Regions from separate parts of the Homo sapiens genome. Here region 1 is linked to region 2. A link is a loop called in an ENCODE intact Hi-C map of the cell type or tissue named here. Cell type or tissue: dorsolateral prefrontal cortex. All regions are shown on one strand.

Region 1 (8,000 bases), 65 kb before region 2:
TCAGATTGGGGGCATGGAGTTGTCATAGTCCCAGAGGTGGTCATTTGTGTTGAGATCTGAAAGATAAATAGAAGTTAGCCCTCAGGCTTGTAAAACCTGTGACTCATGTCACCATATCCTTGGGACTCTCACCAGGAAATACATTTCCAAGGATAACTTCTGCTCACTCCATAAATGAGGTTTGGCTTTTACTGAACTACTTAACACTTTTGCTAGCAGCAAAGCTGGGGTTTTTAATTTTTCTTTTTCCCGCAGTCTTGCAACCCTTCTACCCCGTGCAATGTAAACTTGAATACATAGATCTTCTGGCTCTGCAAAAGATTATCACTTCTTCTGGGTGAGTGAAAGAGGCTGGATGGGAAGATTCATTTATCAACTGAAGACTTTATTAGTAAGAGTTTATGAGTAAGAGAGTAACCTCATTACAGAGCCAGAAGAGAGAGATGTTTGTTATGGAAGAGATACCCACTTGGCATCCCTCACGTGGCCAGTCATGGTGTTTGGGGCCAGCATGCCAAATTGCTCCAGTTACCATGGGACCCAGACTTAGACAGGAAATCATGGTAGGATGGGAAGGAGTCCAAAATACACATGGCTGGTATATAGGCTACAGTTAGAAAAGAGAGTAAGAGAACAGTGTATCTATTTTCCTGAAGGAGTATTGCAACCTCAGATGGGGTTGTTTTTCCACAACTCCTTACTCCTTGCGTTTTATGGTCCTGATTTTTCAAGCTTTAATTTTTTCCGCGTTAAGCAATACTTACATGAGTTGAAGTGACCCTTTATATGCTTGTGGTAAGCACTTCTTAGGCTTGTCATGTATGCTTTTTAAAATGCCTCCAAACTAAAAAGAAGCCAAAGTCCCTTCAATCAGGAGGACTTTATTCTTCAACACGTGGAAGGAATATCTTTTTGGTTTTACCACAGCTGTCTCTTTCCTGCAAGCAGCCCATTTGAAACCCAGAACTCCCTCGTTTTATGGGATGTGCTGGTGGAACATAGGAGGGGGTCCACTGGAAGGCTGGATTTCTTGGAAATCTCTGCTGCCAAGCTCAGCAACTGAAATTTCTCATTCATAAAGAGGCAGATTTGCATCCTGCCCATGAAGTTGTTAAAAGAAGTTGGAGAATCAGGAAGGGGATCTTACCTGTACTTTTGCAGATGTAGCTCTGGAAAAGTTCCAAAGGGATCTGACTGCATGCACATAGCTTGGGAACAGTTCCAGGCCTCCAGAGGAACATTTAACAGGTCACTATTGATAGCATTTTCCATGAACCACCCTAACATATTTCTTGGGAGTGTGCTAAACTGTTGATGAAATGACAGTTATAGCATGGGGTTTGCACCCCTATGCCTCATTGACAACTATCTCTCTGCTGGATTGGGTATAATTTATCAATTGAATTTATTTCATAAGTTTATTGCCTTTACCCCACACTATGATGTTATAACCATGGCCATTTTAGGAATGAGAGGTGATGACAATAATCCCTAATACAGGTACAGTTTCTCATGGTTTTTACAAAGCACTTTCACATTCTTTCTCATTTGATCTCACAGCTATTATAGCTACCATTTATTGTGTCTTTCTATATATCAGACACCTTACTAAACACTTTATAAACTTTACCTTATTTAATTCTTAAAATAACTCTGTGCAACAATACTCTGATTTGTTCCCATTTTACAAAGAAGGAAACTGAGGGTCAGAGAGATTGGGCCTCTTGACCCAAATCCTAATCTTGGATCTAGGGTAGACTAGGGATTTGAACCTAGATCTACCCAACTCAAAGCCCAAAATACCAGGCAGTACTGGCTCCTATTCTCCCTGTGTTAGAGGCAGAGGGCTTTGTTTTCCTTTAGAAGAAAATGAAGTGCAGAAGGGTTTACTTGAGGTCCCATGGCCAAGGAGTGACCCAGCAGGGACCAGAAGTCAGGAGTCCTGAGATCAGTGCTTTGTCGTTACCCAAGACCTGTTTATCTAAGCAGTATTCCCCAAGTGAAGTCCCTGGCACTTCCCAGCCAGCAACCACTTGGTCAGAAATAGCCAGTCCTGGACTCATACTTGGGCACAGAGATGGGACGGAGTTCTGGGAATCCAGTGCATCATTCTCATTTCCTAAGTAATTTAAAGCTAAGAAACCATAAAGTAGCTTCTAAGTACACTTCTGTTTACCATTTCAGTGTCAGGACTCTGCAGGCTACAGACACAGTTGAATTTACTGGCTTGTTTAAAAGTCCCAAAGTAGGATTGGCTTCAGGTACACTTTGACTCAGAGGTTCACTGGTACCTTTGGGACCCTGTTTCTTTTGCTTACTCTTGCTTCTGGATTCTGCTCCTGGGTTGGCTCCATTATCTGGCAGCCTTTCTCCTGTGGTTGCAAACTAGCTGCAGCAGCCTCAGCTTTGAAGCTGAGTAGGAAAGGGGACCAGTTGGCTTCTTGTGATAGCTCAAAGATTCTGGACTTGAGTCTCGTTGGCTCTGATGGGCCTGGCCTAGGTCATGTGCCCCATCATTGAACCAGTCATTGTAGTCCATAACCACATGCTCCACCCCATGCTGAGAGGGAAGGTTGGGAGCCCTCATGGCCTGAGAACTGTAGGTCAGCTGTGGATAGAAGAGGAAGATTGGATGCTGTGGAGAGAAGATGCTGGGTGATCTGGGCAGGGGGGTGGAGTGGGAAGTGGGATGGAAGATGGATCTGGAAGGAAGTGGAGTGGAAAAACCAGTCTTCTAGAGAAACACATCACCACATTAAGTAGGGCAAGGGTAACTTTATTTGAAGAGTTTCAACAGACCATTAATGAGAGTATCTTTTGGTTGCTGCTGTTAGAGCAATTATTTGTTATATTCACTGACTTCAGTGTTTATTTGTTCTAATGAAACCTTTCCTCTCTGAAAGAGAAGCACTTCTTTAGAGGGTGTCTTAAATATTCAGATTACAGGTTTGAAGGAGTGAGCCATTTAGGTGCTGAATAGCTTGCAGGCTGGGTTTATTTCTGTCTTAATGGGATCTTAAATTGTGCCAGATGAATTTAAATGTTACTTCTCTTCTAGTCTATCTCTGACCCAGTGCTACCTTGACATACTTGAAGTTTTAGTTCAACTGTTTGGTCTAAACTGAGTGTTGACAATTATTATTGAAAAGTTCATCTCGTAGATTTTTGCTTTTAATCAGCTGTAGATGCAAATAGAAGGTGTGACCATATGAGAGGCCACGTGTTTTCAGGATTCTGGATGGCTAAGTGGCCAATTTGCTTTCCATTTCAGAACTAAACCAGACAAGGAGGGGTGTTATAAAATGTTCCTTTTGAAGTACCTACAACTAACTAGATCCAGATAGTGTGAATGTTGAGAGCCAATAAGGGTTCCTTGAATGCCTGCCCGGTGGCCGGCATCTCTAGAGGCATCATGGAGAACAAAAAGGTGGTTTCTGCTCTGGAGGAATGAATGATCCTGTTGCAGTAATAACAGAAACTGTTTATTCAGCAGTTACTAGCTCAGGTACAGTGCTAAGAATTTTGCATACGTTGTCTCATTTAATCCTCATCACACCAGTAGAAGGGCAGATACTGTTCTCCTCAATTTTCAGAGGAAGCAGCAGAGGCTTGGGGAGGTTAGGCAGCCTGCCCCAAGTCACCAAGCAAGTGAGCATCAAAGCCAGCCTCACACCAGGCTCCCTCCAGCTGCAAAGCCTGCGTCCCTCACTCCGATGCTGTGGATAGAGACTGTCATTGCAGGATTTCTCACAGTCAAAAAAGCAAGTACTCCCTTGATAACAGATTTCATCACTCTTGAAACTGGAAGCCTGGGAAGAAGGAAGATTGCCTGAATGCTGAAGCCAGTGTCTTTCCAGAAGGGGGGATACTGAGTGGGCCTCCTTCCAACCTGTCTGACCCACGTGATCTCTCCATCTGTCTGACTTTGACTGCCAATCCAGCCTGGACAGCAGGACCAGTCCAAGCACAAACCAAATCTTTATTCTGGAGTTGGACAGAGTCAGAGTTGCTTAGGGCTGATGAGGCCACCTTAATCTCAATATTTTCACACACTGTGCTAGATGACACATTTCAGAGTACAGGCAGAATGAGGGTTGGAAATGTTAAACAGCCAGCGAGGAGTTGGGTCTGGGAGTGAGACAGCAGACAAAGTGCATTCTAACCATGTACACGCAGCTGCCGGGGGATTGTTTAAACCAGATTCTGCCAAGGTCATAGCAGCAGAAAACATAATCCAGAACTCTTTCTCCCAGGCAGGATCATTTGGTTTCTAAAGTTTTTTTCTCTGTAAGTTTCTCTTGGGAGAAACGTATCTGGGAGAGGGGGAAGAGTGGAAATACGGGAATTTTATTTTAAATCCTTAACAACATGCATATAGAGTCCCACTTATAGGATGATGCTATAGAGTTGACATTTTACCCCCAAGGAAGGAGTATGTAATCCTGGGCTGAGGATGACTTTTTCCAACAAGGTCCCTGACTCCTGTCACTTTTGGGGTTGCTTTCCTTCAAAAGCTAATTGAGAGTGGAAAGGAACTGGGGTGAGTGAAGATAACCAAATGTGCCTGAGGCCTGAGAGTGAGAGCCAGGCCACGTTTCCCCTGCTACTGGGCCCTCAAGTGGCTAGGGGGGTGGATTCCTAGGGTGGGACACAGAGGATCTTCCTGAATTGCTCCCACTCCTTTCCCCTAGAAATATCATCTTCTTTGATGCTTTATATAAAAACTAGGATTGCAATGTCCCTCTTTATCCTTAGTAATCTTCTTTGCTGTGAAGTCTACTTTATCTGATATTAGAGCCACTCCAGCTTTCTTTTGATACGTTTGCGTAATGTTTTTCCATACATTTAATTTTAACTAGCCTATATCGTATTCCAAGTGAGTTTCTTGTATACAGCAAATAGTCATGTTTTGTTGTTTATCTGTTCTCATAATCCATTATCTCCTAACTGGTATGTTTTTTTCTTATTTTATTTTTGAGACGGAGTCTCGCTCTGTTGCCCAGGCTATAGTGTAGTGGCGCAATCTTGGCTCACTGCAACCTCCACCTCCCGGGTTTAAGCGATTCTCCTGTCAGCCTCCTGGGTAGCTGGGATTACAGGAACCCACCACCACGCCCAAATACAAAATAATTTTTGCATTTTTAGTAGAGACAGGCTTTCACCATGTTGCCTAGGCTGATCTTGAACTCCTGACCTCAAATGATCTGCCTGCCTCAGCCTCCCAAAGTGCTGGGATTATAGGCATGAGACAACGCACCCAGCCCTAACTGATATGTTTAGAACATTTACATTTAATCTAATTGTTTATGTATTTGGATCTAGTTTCTGTTATTTTATTATTTGTTTCTGTTTGTTCTGTTTTTGGCTACTCCCTTTCTCCTTTCCTGCCTTTAGATTATTTAAACTTTTTTTTTTTTTTTTGAGACAGGGTCTCCCTCTGACACCCAGGCTGGAATGCAGTAGCATGATCTCGGCTCACTGCAACCTCTGCCTCCCAGATTCAAGTGATTTTCATACATCAGCCTCCCAGGTAGCTGGGACTACAGGCATGTGCCACCACACCTAACTAATTTTTGTATTAATATTTTTAGTAGAGATGGGGGTCTCACCACGTTGGGCAGGCTGGTCTTGAACTCTTGGCCTCAAGTGATCCAACTGCCTTGGCCCCCCAAAGTGTTGGGATTACAAATGTGAGCCACTGTACCTGGCTAGAACATTTTTCAGTATTCTGTTTTAATGTATCTATTATGTGTTTTGACTATATCTCTGTGGTTTTTTTGGTGGGTGGTCTAAGGATTAAAAACTACATACTTAATTTTCCATTGTCAACTTAGAATCGGTATTTTCCTAGATGTTTAAGTGGAATGTATAGAAAGCTCACCACTATCCCTTTACCCTTTGTATAAAATCTAACATTGTAGGAGACTGCTAGCCTATTAGAGTACAGAGAGAGAAGAAAGACCTGGAAGGAATTAAGAGTTGGTTTTACCTCACTCATTCATTCATTTAGTAAACATTTATCCAGCTTTTTCTTTATTTTATTTTATTTTATTTTATTTTATTTTATTTTATTTTATTTTATTTTATTTTATTTTATTTTTTGAGACTGTCTCACTCTGTCGCCCAGGCTGGAGTGCAGTGTTGCAATCTCAGCTTACTGCAACCTCCACCTCCCGAGTTCAAGTGACTCTCCTGCCTCAGCCTTCCAAGTAGCTGGGATTACGGGCATGTGCCACCACACCTGGCTAATTTTTGTATTTGCAGTAGAGATGAGGTTTTGCTGTTTTGGCCAGGCTGGTCTCGAACTCCTGGCCTCAAGTGATCTGCCTGCCTCAATCTCCCAAAGTGCTGGGATTGCAGGCGTGAGTCACTGCACCCGGCCTATCCAGCATTTGACCAGGCAGCAGAATCCCCTCTCCTGGGCTGGATAATCTATAGATCAATACAGTAGTAAGAGTAGTAATAGTAATAGCTAACTTCATTAAGCACTTACTATGTGCCATGCACTTTTCTAGGTTCTTACAGGTAGTATATTGCTATTTCAATAATGCTATGATGTTGGTGCTATGATTATCTGCACCTTATAAGTGAGGAAACTAGGGAACGGAGAGCTTAACTTGCCTAAGGTCACGTCGGCAGCAGATAGCAGAACTTTGGGCCCACTGATTTTTAATCCTGCATTATCACAGAACCTCCATGGGGAAAGAACACATACTGGAAGGTATAGCACTGGTTCTGTCTTGGAGAGCATTTATTCTCCACCACATTCAGACCTTCCTCTGATAGTGGCCACTGATGGACCACTAAAGAGGCTCTTTTTTCCCAAACTAGTTATTTTTCCTATCCTCCTGTAAATATTCATAGGATATCTTCTTTGTGTCAGGGATTATGCACATAATATCAGAGCTCTGAGAACTTTGACTTTGAATCTGAAGTTAAAACTGGGAAGTGTCCAGGTATGGTGGCTCATACCTGTAATCCCAGCACTTTGAGGGGGCCAAGGCAAGAGGATTACTTGAAGCCAGGAGTTTGAGACCAGCCCAGGCAACCTCAACAACAAAAAAGAACAAACCAAAAAAAGAACTGGAAAGCACTCTAACTGTGACCGAATCAGTGCACTTTTCAGATGTGGACTCTGAGGTGGAGGGAGGTGATACAGTCTGCCACGGGCACTCCAGTAGAGGCTGAGCCTGCCGGGACATAGGCCTCTGACTCCTGCTTTGGTGTCTTTGTGCGTCTTTGTGCTTTCTTGGCAGAAAGGTAGGGGAAGCTAAAAAGTAGCAGAGCTGGAAATTCTGATCTGTAACTGAACAGGGACAGCCAGCGGTCCCCAAAGGGGAGCCTCTACTTGCATGCCAAGCCTCAGAAGGCTTTGGCAGCTGGGCTGTGCTATTTAATAACCTCCTGGAGGCTGATCCAGTGGTCTGGCAGCATTACTGACCAATGCTGAGGTTTATTTGTAGGCTTGGGTTTTGCATTTCCTGAAGAGGCAGGAGTGGACCCTAGGAAGAAGTGTTGGAGGGGTAGCTCAGTCTAACTGGCACCTGTTTTTTTAACAGCATGACTTACTGTGGGAATGACAAGTAGATATCACCTCATGGACCAAGCCTGATCAATCATCACTGTCTGGAGCACTGTGGTGAATTCAGGCTCAGAAGAAAGAATTCAGAAATCCATTGATGATGCCTATCATGGGCCCAGGAATAGGGGCTGGAAACTTGTCTGGCAGATATTTACCACTAGTGTGAGGGTTAAAGTAAGCCTGGGATTTTAATTATAGCACAATAATATCTGTCCTCATAGGACTGTTGTGAGGACTAACTAAGAATTTATGTAAAGTAGCTGGGCATGGTGGCTCATGCCTGTAATCCCAGCACTTTGGGAGGCTGAGGCAGGCAGATCACTTGAGGTCAGGAGTTCAAGACCAGCCTGGCCAACATGGTGAAACCCCGTCTCTACTAAAAATACAAAAACTAACTGGGTATGGTGGCAGGCACCTG
Region 2 (8,000 bases):
TGGCCTCTGGACTGTTGTGTCCATTTATCATACCTCCCCCGCCTCTCCCTCCCCTCCCACCCACTGGCCCCCATCTCTCCTCTACTCTGAAAACCTAAACTTCATCAAACTGTTCCTAACGACTACCACATGTCTACAGAGGGCACAGGGGGTGGGGGAGGGGGATCTGGGAAATGAAGAAACCCTCCAAGGAGCACAGTAGCGTATTAAAATTCAATGGCTTAGTCATCAGAGTTTTCAGCCCAAGCACCGAAGAAAAATAAATGAATGTTCTGTAACAGTCTTGTGGATCTCGGAGGAAGGGGGTGGCAGGGGAGGGAGAGGAGAGGAGATGTTGTGGTTTTTAGATAGAGGAGTTCATGCTGTAGAGAACAATTAAGGCCTTTGCTCAGAAATAACAAGACACACTACTGTTTTCCTGCTTGCTGGAGGAGTGCATAGTGTCAGGGCTGGCAGGGATTGGTCTGATCGGCCAGCTCTGCTCACGGATGAGGAAACTAAGGCCCAGGCCAGGGATGTGACTTCTTTAGAGTCATATAAGTAGAGGCCAGGTGCAGTGGCTTATGCCTGTAATCCCAGCACTTCGGGAGGCTGAGGCAGGAAGATTGCTTGAGCCCAGGAGTTCAAGGCCAGACTGGGCAATATAGTGAGACCCCATACTTCCGAAAAAAATGTAACAATTTGCTAGGCATGGTGGCATGTGCCTGGAGTCCCAGCTACTTGAGAGGCTGAGGTGGAAGGATTGCTTGAGTGCAGGAGTTTGAGGTTACGATGAGCTATGATCGCACCACTGCACTCCAGCCTGGGTGACAGAGTGAGACCCTGTCTCTAAATAAGTAGATAAATAAATAACAAAAATGAATTCGTGGTAGAGATGGAACTGGATCCCCTCAATCATTCTTTCCTCCCAACTCAGGCAGATCTGCTTGGAGTTTCTGATGGTGTTTTATTCTGTTTTTTGAGATGGAGTTTTGCTCTTTTCTCCCAGGCTGGAATGCAGTGGCGTGATCTTGGCTCACTGCAACCTCTGCCTCCAGGGTTCAAGCGATTCTCCTGCCTCAGCCTCCCGAGTAGCTGGGGTTACAGGCACCTGCCACCATGCCCAGCTAATTTTTGTATTTTTAGCAGAGACAGGGTTTCACCATGTTGGCCAGGCTGGTCTCGAACTCCTGACCTCAGATGATCCACCCACCTCGGCCTCCTAAATTGTTGGGTTTACAGGCATGAGCCACCGTGCCCGGCTTTTTTTTTTTTTTTTTTTTTTTTTTCTTGAGACAGAGTTTTGCTCTTGTTGCCCAGGCTGGAGTGCAATGGCATGATCTCGGCTCACCGCAACCTCCACCTCCCGGGTTCAAGCGATTCTCGTCTCAGCCTCCCAAGTAGCTGGGATTACAGGCATGTACCGCCACGCCTGGCTAATTTTGTATTTTTAGTAGAGATGAGGTTTCTCCATGTTGATCAGACTGGTCTGAAACTCCCAGCCTCAGGTGATTTGCCCACCTTGGCCTCCCAAAGTGCTGGGATTACAGGCATGAGCCACCACGCCCAGCCAATTCTGATGGGTTTTAAGAGCATCAGCTCTTGGGCTGAGAACTGCCATGGTGTCCGCAAGGTACTCACCCCATTGAGGGTAGCTGCTTCAGTGACATTGCACCAATGCTGGTGGGCCTTTCTCCACCCATCCTCTCCCCCAGCTAGGCCGGTGAAAGGGCCTGGGTGTTTGTGAGTTGTCTTATATGCTCAGGCTTCAAGGACTCAACCTGCCTCTGGAACTTGTTGCTTCGGTTCTATTTTTCCTTGTATCCCTGCATCTTCCTTAGGAAGGATAGACCAGATTGCCCTTTCCTTTGCTTTTTTCAAATGAAGCGACTGAGTCACGAGGAAGTGAGAGGACTTGGTAAAATCCTGAGTTGATAGTGAAAGAAATGGTTCTGCAATGCACATCTCCCCTTTCCCTGTCCTCCATGCTGATTCAGATCCCTCATTTTGGTGACCAAGGACATTGAATAGGAGAGATATTGTGAAATCTTTGAGCTCAAAGTTTTAGAGGAGAATGAAGCCAAGCCCCTGTTCCGAGGATGAGGAAGTGGGGTCGGGATGAGGAGGGGTCTGGCCAGGGCCAGCAGGCATTACAGGCTCGGGCCAGCAGAAATGTGGCATTCACCCTGGACTAGCTGTGGGACACGCTTCGAACAGTTTAATGTCCCAGGAGGGATTGAAGTGTGGCCAGTCCATGCCACCCACCACTGGTCCCAGAACAGGGAGAGCATTGTAGTTGACTATTATATTGGCTTTGAGTCTCCGTTTGGGCTTCTTTGATCAGCTTGGGAGAAAACTGAAAGAAAAAGGTAGACAAAGTAACCACCCAACTCAGCTAAATTGCTGGCAGCAAAAAGTCAAAGAAAATCAGATTTTCTGAGCAAGTTTGAAAGGTCTCCCTCGAGTAGCTGGGCAAATTCCCATGGATCTGGGCCATGAAGCAACATTTCCAAAGGCATTGGTCTGCTCTTGCTTCCTCTGTGTTATGGCAGAAACACTGGCTGTATCCAGACCTCTGACCGTTCTTCCTGTCCACAGCACAGAGACACATCGCCATGTGCCTGATGTGCTGCCATTGAATCCTAGGGATGGTGTGAATTGAAGAGCCCATCTCACAGAGGAAGAAACTGAGGCCGAGAGAGCTAGGGAAACCCTGCTTTGAACTCTCGGCCTCGAGACTGCTCACTATACTCCCTATTCAGGGCTTCCCTCCAAGCTGCTTCTAGAAGATCAGATGTGTTTGGAGACTCTCCTGATGGCCCTAAAACTCTCGCCCTTTTTCTCCTGCTGGAGAAGCCTAGTAAGAAGGCCTGTGTTACTTCCCTTAGAGAAAACATTGGGAAACTTACCCTGGAAGACCACTGATCTCACAGAGCAAAGCCAGCCAAACGTCAGACTCCATAAAGACGTCAGCATGTTAAGGAGAACCGTCTGGGCCTGCAGTACTCACACACACCAGCCTTGTTAGCAGATGGGTTTATGTTCTCCCTCCCGTGCCACAAATTGCAACCTCCATGGCAGATACCAGTGGGGGACTGGGGTCGGGCCTGAGGACAGTGTCTTGCGCATGCCTGATGTGTGTCGTGTGTCACTTTGTGGGCTAGGAGATAGGGCTCCTGGGGGTAGGTCAGCCCATTCATCCTTGTTTCCCTACTGTGCCTAGAATTGAGCTCTGTCCCCAGAGGGTGCCTACAACATGCCTAGGGAATGAGTCCCTGGGCTGGTAATGGAAACTCTTAACCCACTGCTGCACCTGGCTGGCTTCCCAGCCTCTGCAAGAATGAGTCAGCCACCTGCAGGAGAGCCTCAGGGAAGAGCCTAGCACTTCCAATCCAGATAAGCTTTGGCTACCTGGGCCTGTGACAAGTGACAATAAAAGGAAAGCCTGAGCAGACCTGTGTTTATAAGCATGAGGGAGGGGTCTGCACTCAGGTGTGCTAATTAAAAGCTGAGAACCTGCAAAAGAACTTATGTTTAAACCACACCTCCTCTCTCCATCCACCCTGCCTTATCCTGCTGGTTGCTTTTGTTGCAATAAAAAGCCGATTTTATTTCCCCCACAGAGCCTTTGTTAATGAATTTCTAACCAGAACCTAAAGTTAGGGAATGTGAAGGGGGAGTGTGGCCCTCATGCAAGCGCATGCACACATATGGACTCTCACACGTAAGACCAAACACTCCATGGCTCCTCTCTGTGTCCCCCCAACCCCCACCAAAAGCAGCATTTCTTGAGAGATGGACCCTTAACCTCAGTGTATCCAAGGCCCAAAGGACCTAATGAAAACCAGAGCTACCACCAAAGCATTTCTGATGCTAAACCGGCCTCCGGAGTCCTTTAGCATCAGGGCCCTGGGCTGTGAGTGAGCTCAGTTCAAAACAAATCTGGGGCCCATTATCTCCCTGGCCTGATTTCGTCTCCTGTGGCTGCCCTATTAGACCTTTCCTGGCATGATGACATGTTTTGCCGGGTCCTTCTCCTTTGTCCAATTTCCAGGGCAGTGTTTAGGCAGCTCAAAGTAGAGCGCAGTGCTGGGTACTGACCTCCTGGGCACCTGAGGGTTTGCAGGTGACAATCGCCCACAAGAGGTGGCAGGAAGTAGGATGGTGTTGACCTGGCAAGCTCTGGTGGAAGCCCTTGAGAAAACAGTATTGCATTATTGTCACTGTTAATAATGGCCCTTTATTTGAGCTTTGCTAGGACAATGCTCTAAACAAAGCTGAGAGGAAGAAACAGTCCCTGCTGTGGGGCCTTGTAATTTATCAAGGCTAATGGAGGAAGAAAAATCCACTGGGGAAAGATTGTGGGGGTGGGCTGGCGATAGATTTGATTGTTGCTGGAGGTGTAATTGGACGATACCCACAGCCTAGCTATGCATCCCTATTTGCTTTGTTGCAACAGGACTGTGTTTCTAGCCCCTCCTTTGTCTTGTCTAGTTCCGCTGGATCTGAGTCCCTTGAAGGCAGATTGAGGTCTAAGTCCTGGATCTGATGTAGCAGCATGACCTCAAGCGGGTTCCTTTACATCTGAGCCTTAGGTTTCCTCGTCTGCAGGGGAGGTACCCAGATTGGAAATCATGAGAGTCCAAGCCCCTTAAATTGCTAAAGGAATACTAGCTGCCAAAAACAGATGACAAAAGTATTGAGGAAAGAGGACTTGCTAGAAGTGTCTTTGCATTTCTTAGAGGATCCAAATCCCAAGGTTGGACCTAACTGAGGCCACCATTTACTGAGAGTGCAAGCATCAAACCTGTTGCATCTCTGGACATCATTTATTTCTCTATCAAAGAACTGTTGCAAGAATGGTTGCCTCCCACCTTTTCCACACAAGGATGTGAGTCGGTGTTGTTTTCTTGTTGGGTGCTGGACTCACTGTACCAGGGGTATGGTGGCATTTCAGGGCTGGAAGGCCTCTATGAAAACCAGCACCCCACCCTGCCAAGTTGGAGGTCCTGCTGTCCTCCAGAAATGCTGGCAGCCACAAGCTGCAGCTGTGTTGCAACAAGTCTGATTTAATTTGGGGGGTGGTACAGAGATAGCACTGTGATGTTTTTTAAAAGCCAGAAGAATACAGCTTATTCACCAAACTGTGAAACTGGCTATGCCTTGGGTGGGGGAAGCCAGAGGAAAATGTGTGATAGCGTTTTTTAAAAGAGTAAAAATGGTGATAATTATAAATTTACTATAATGCCCATTATTGCATGAGATCTAAGTGGATTAACTCATTATAGCTAAGTCAGCATCAGGTTTTCTTAAGGCCTCTTCCCTTCTGGGGTTTATAATTCTGTTCTTATCTTTCTATTAATTTATAAGGTGGGAAGCCAATCATTGTCTTTTGTAATCCTTGTTATCACCCCCTTGTTTCCTCAGAAGTAAAAATCAGGCAAAAAAAAAAAAAGTACTTTTTTATATAATGCAATTGGAGTAAACCTGAAAATGTTGGTAAATAGGAGGATTTCTATAAGTTAAATTTTCTTTCAAATGTATGAAAAAAACAGACTACCTTGTAGAATCCCATTGTAAATAGTTTTGTCAAGCAAGGATGTGTCCATATATTTGTCTTTGTGGTAAGCCTGGATCTTTCCTGTCCACAGCTGTGACACTGTGTACTCAAGCTGATACATCAGTCACTCTAGCAGCATTTCTGTTTTTTATATTAACTTATATCCTTTCTCTATAAAATTTTCTAGGTTATTAAACCTAGGTGAGCGTGATTGAGAGAGATGTGAAAGTGCCTTACAAAGTGTCTTTTTTTGGGGGGGGCAGGCGGGGAGATGGAGTCTTGCTCTGTTGCCTAGGCTGGAGTGCAGTGGTACAATCTCTGCTCACTACAACCTCTGCCTCCCAAGTTCAAGCGATTCTTCCACCTCAGCTTCCCAGGTAGCTGGGATTACAGGCACCCACCAGCACACCCAGCTAATTCTTTGTACTTTTAGTAGAGACAAGGTTTCACCATGTTGGCCATGCTGGCCTCAGGTGAGCCACCACACCCAGCCTTAGAAAGTGTCATTTAGATGGGAGAAAGCTATACACCCCACAGGACAAGGACGTGTGGCTGTACAGTAGGGTGGAAGAAAGCCTGGAATGGAAATGGAGTCTCAGTTTGCCCTCAGCTCTGCCCTCACCTTTTGCATGACCCTGGGCAGGACACTTAGTCTCCATGGGCTTCCATATTCACATCTGTAAAATGAGGGGTACCGATTGGATGCTTTAAGAAAACCTGTGAGATAAGCGTTTCAGAATTCTTCCAATGGTGCTATCCCAGACCAAATGTCCATTTAAGAAAAACTATTAATCCCTTATCAATACAATTTATCCTTTGAAGGAGGTAGCTGTGTGTTTCTAGACAACATCCCGAGGAGTAACTCTATCTGGGGATTCCGCTGCCTTTTCAGAGCCCTGCACTGCAGTGTGTGCTGACATGTCCTCTTCAGAGACCCCTCATTGAATTACACCGTGATCAGCGGTTGGGACCTTCTGTGTTTATTATTCAGGAGGCAGTACACAGCCCTCCGCCCTGCAGAGTGCAGGTACTTTATCAGCTAGGATCAGATGGGTTATTGAATTCAGAAAATCTTCATTTTGTATTCAGCTTGCTTCTCCCTGTTCCACTTGATCACGTTCCTCATTGACTCTCAGGGCCCTTGGGGATTTCATGGCGAGAAGCCTCCAAGCGCTGAACGGTGGGTACACTTCTGTCCTCTTTGTACTTAGGCAGGGCACCCAGGAAAGCAATTATTCCAGAGCCTTACTTTACATTTAGCAGAGATTTTCTTTTTCATTTAGGCCAGGCGTAATGGCTCATGCCTATAATCCTGGCACTTTGAGAGGCCGAGGCAGGCAGATTGCTTGAGCCCAGGAGTTTGAGACCAGCCTGAGCAACATGGCAAAACCCCACCTCTAGAAAAAATACAATAAAAAATTAGCCAAGTGTGGTGGTGTGCACCTGTGATCTCAGCTCCTCGGGAGGCTAAGGTAGGAGGATTGCTGGAGCCCAGGAGGTCGAGGCTGCAATGAGCTGTGATTATGCCACTACGCTTCATCCTGGGTAACAGAGACCCTGTCTCAAATAATAATAATAATAAAGTTTATTTAGGGGAAGGTCTCTGGGATTTGTTGACTAGTCCTAGTTTTCTAGGGGTGCTAAGCATTTGAGGACAGCTATGAATGTGATCCAGCCAGTTTTGAAACGCCATTGATAGGTTATATTTCTGATTAATGTAACCGGTCACCTTTCTTTAAGGCTGCAGGCCAGATCCCAGCTGCTGAAAGGGAGAGAAAGAGACAGTGATACCCCACAGATCTGAAAGTCAAGGAAAGGCTGAACTTCTATATCACCCAGAGGAGAATACCTGACTATTTCTGAGAAGGAGGGGAGCTGAGTAGGGGAGAATTTCCATAGAGTTCTGCATTTCCTCTTCATTCTCCACAAAACAAAAATCTGTTCATCGTTTGCAAGTTTCTGTGGTGGTTCTTACCTATTCCCCAAACTACTTTTAAGAGCTTAGGGTTGCTGGGTACATTTCCTCCCTTATCTTCCCTGCTTTATTCCTGCTATAAAATCACCACACTTAATTCAAACCAGAGTTGTTTGATCTGCCCTGCCAGGCCTCGTTCAGACTTGGTGGTGCTGACTAGCAAAAGCCCAGGCCAGACACATGAGCTTATGACCTCACTGTGGAGGACAGGCAGAGAGCAGAGGGCGGACTAGGGTGGAGAGACATACCTGGGCTATTAGACCAAAATGCTAACAAGCCTGACCCCAAGAACAATTGCAACAGTAACAGTAACAACAGCAAGAATTAACAATAGCAGCAAACATACATTGAACACTTAGACTTCACCAAGCAAATAAATGTTCAATCCTCACACATAGCATAATGTGAGCAGAACAGCAGGTGAAAAACAACCAGGTATATAAATATAAAGTGATATGCCCCACCACTACCACACGCATATGTACT

What was found. Hi-C counts contacts between places; a loop is a spot of excess contacts. Peaks named below come from ENCODE experiments on the same cell type or tissue, not always from the same donor. Only the 100,000 strongest peaks of a DNase experiment are listed, where the experiment ranks them.
Region 1: a loop joins it to region 2, with 2.7 times the contacts of the local background. A loop is called at or near these places in 12 of 110 quality-filtered maps.

Annotation. Positions count from the first base shown.
Region 1 is chr11:34,324,051-34,332,050 of GRCh38, reverse strand. The region is part of intron 1 of ABTB2 (ankyrin repeat and BTB domain containing 2); the gene reads left to right. Among named protein-coding and RNA genes, the nearest start is that of ABTB2, 30 kb to the left of the region's middle. RefSeq lists a silencer at 2,463-2,663. In dorsolateral prefrontal cortex, no CTCF peak of the experiment used is centred here; DNase peaks (open chromatin) are centred at 3,696 and 3,880; H3K27ac peaks cover 1,557 bases.
Region 2 is chr11:34,258,930-34,266,929 of GRCh38, reverse strand. The region is part of intron 1 of ABTB2 (ankyrin repeat and BTB domain containing 2); the gene reads left to right. Among named protein-coding and RNA genes, the nearest start is that of ABTB2, 95 kb to the left of the region's middle. In dorsolateral prefrontal cortex, no CTCF peak of the experiment used is centred here; DNase peaks (open chromatin) are centred at 389, 4,110 and 4,979; H3K4me3 peaks cover 2,057 bases; H3K27ac peaks cover 3,104 bases.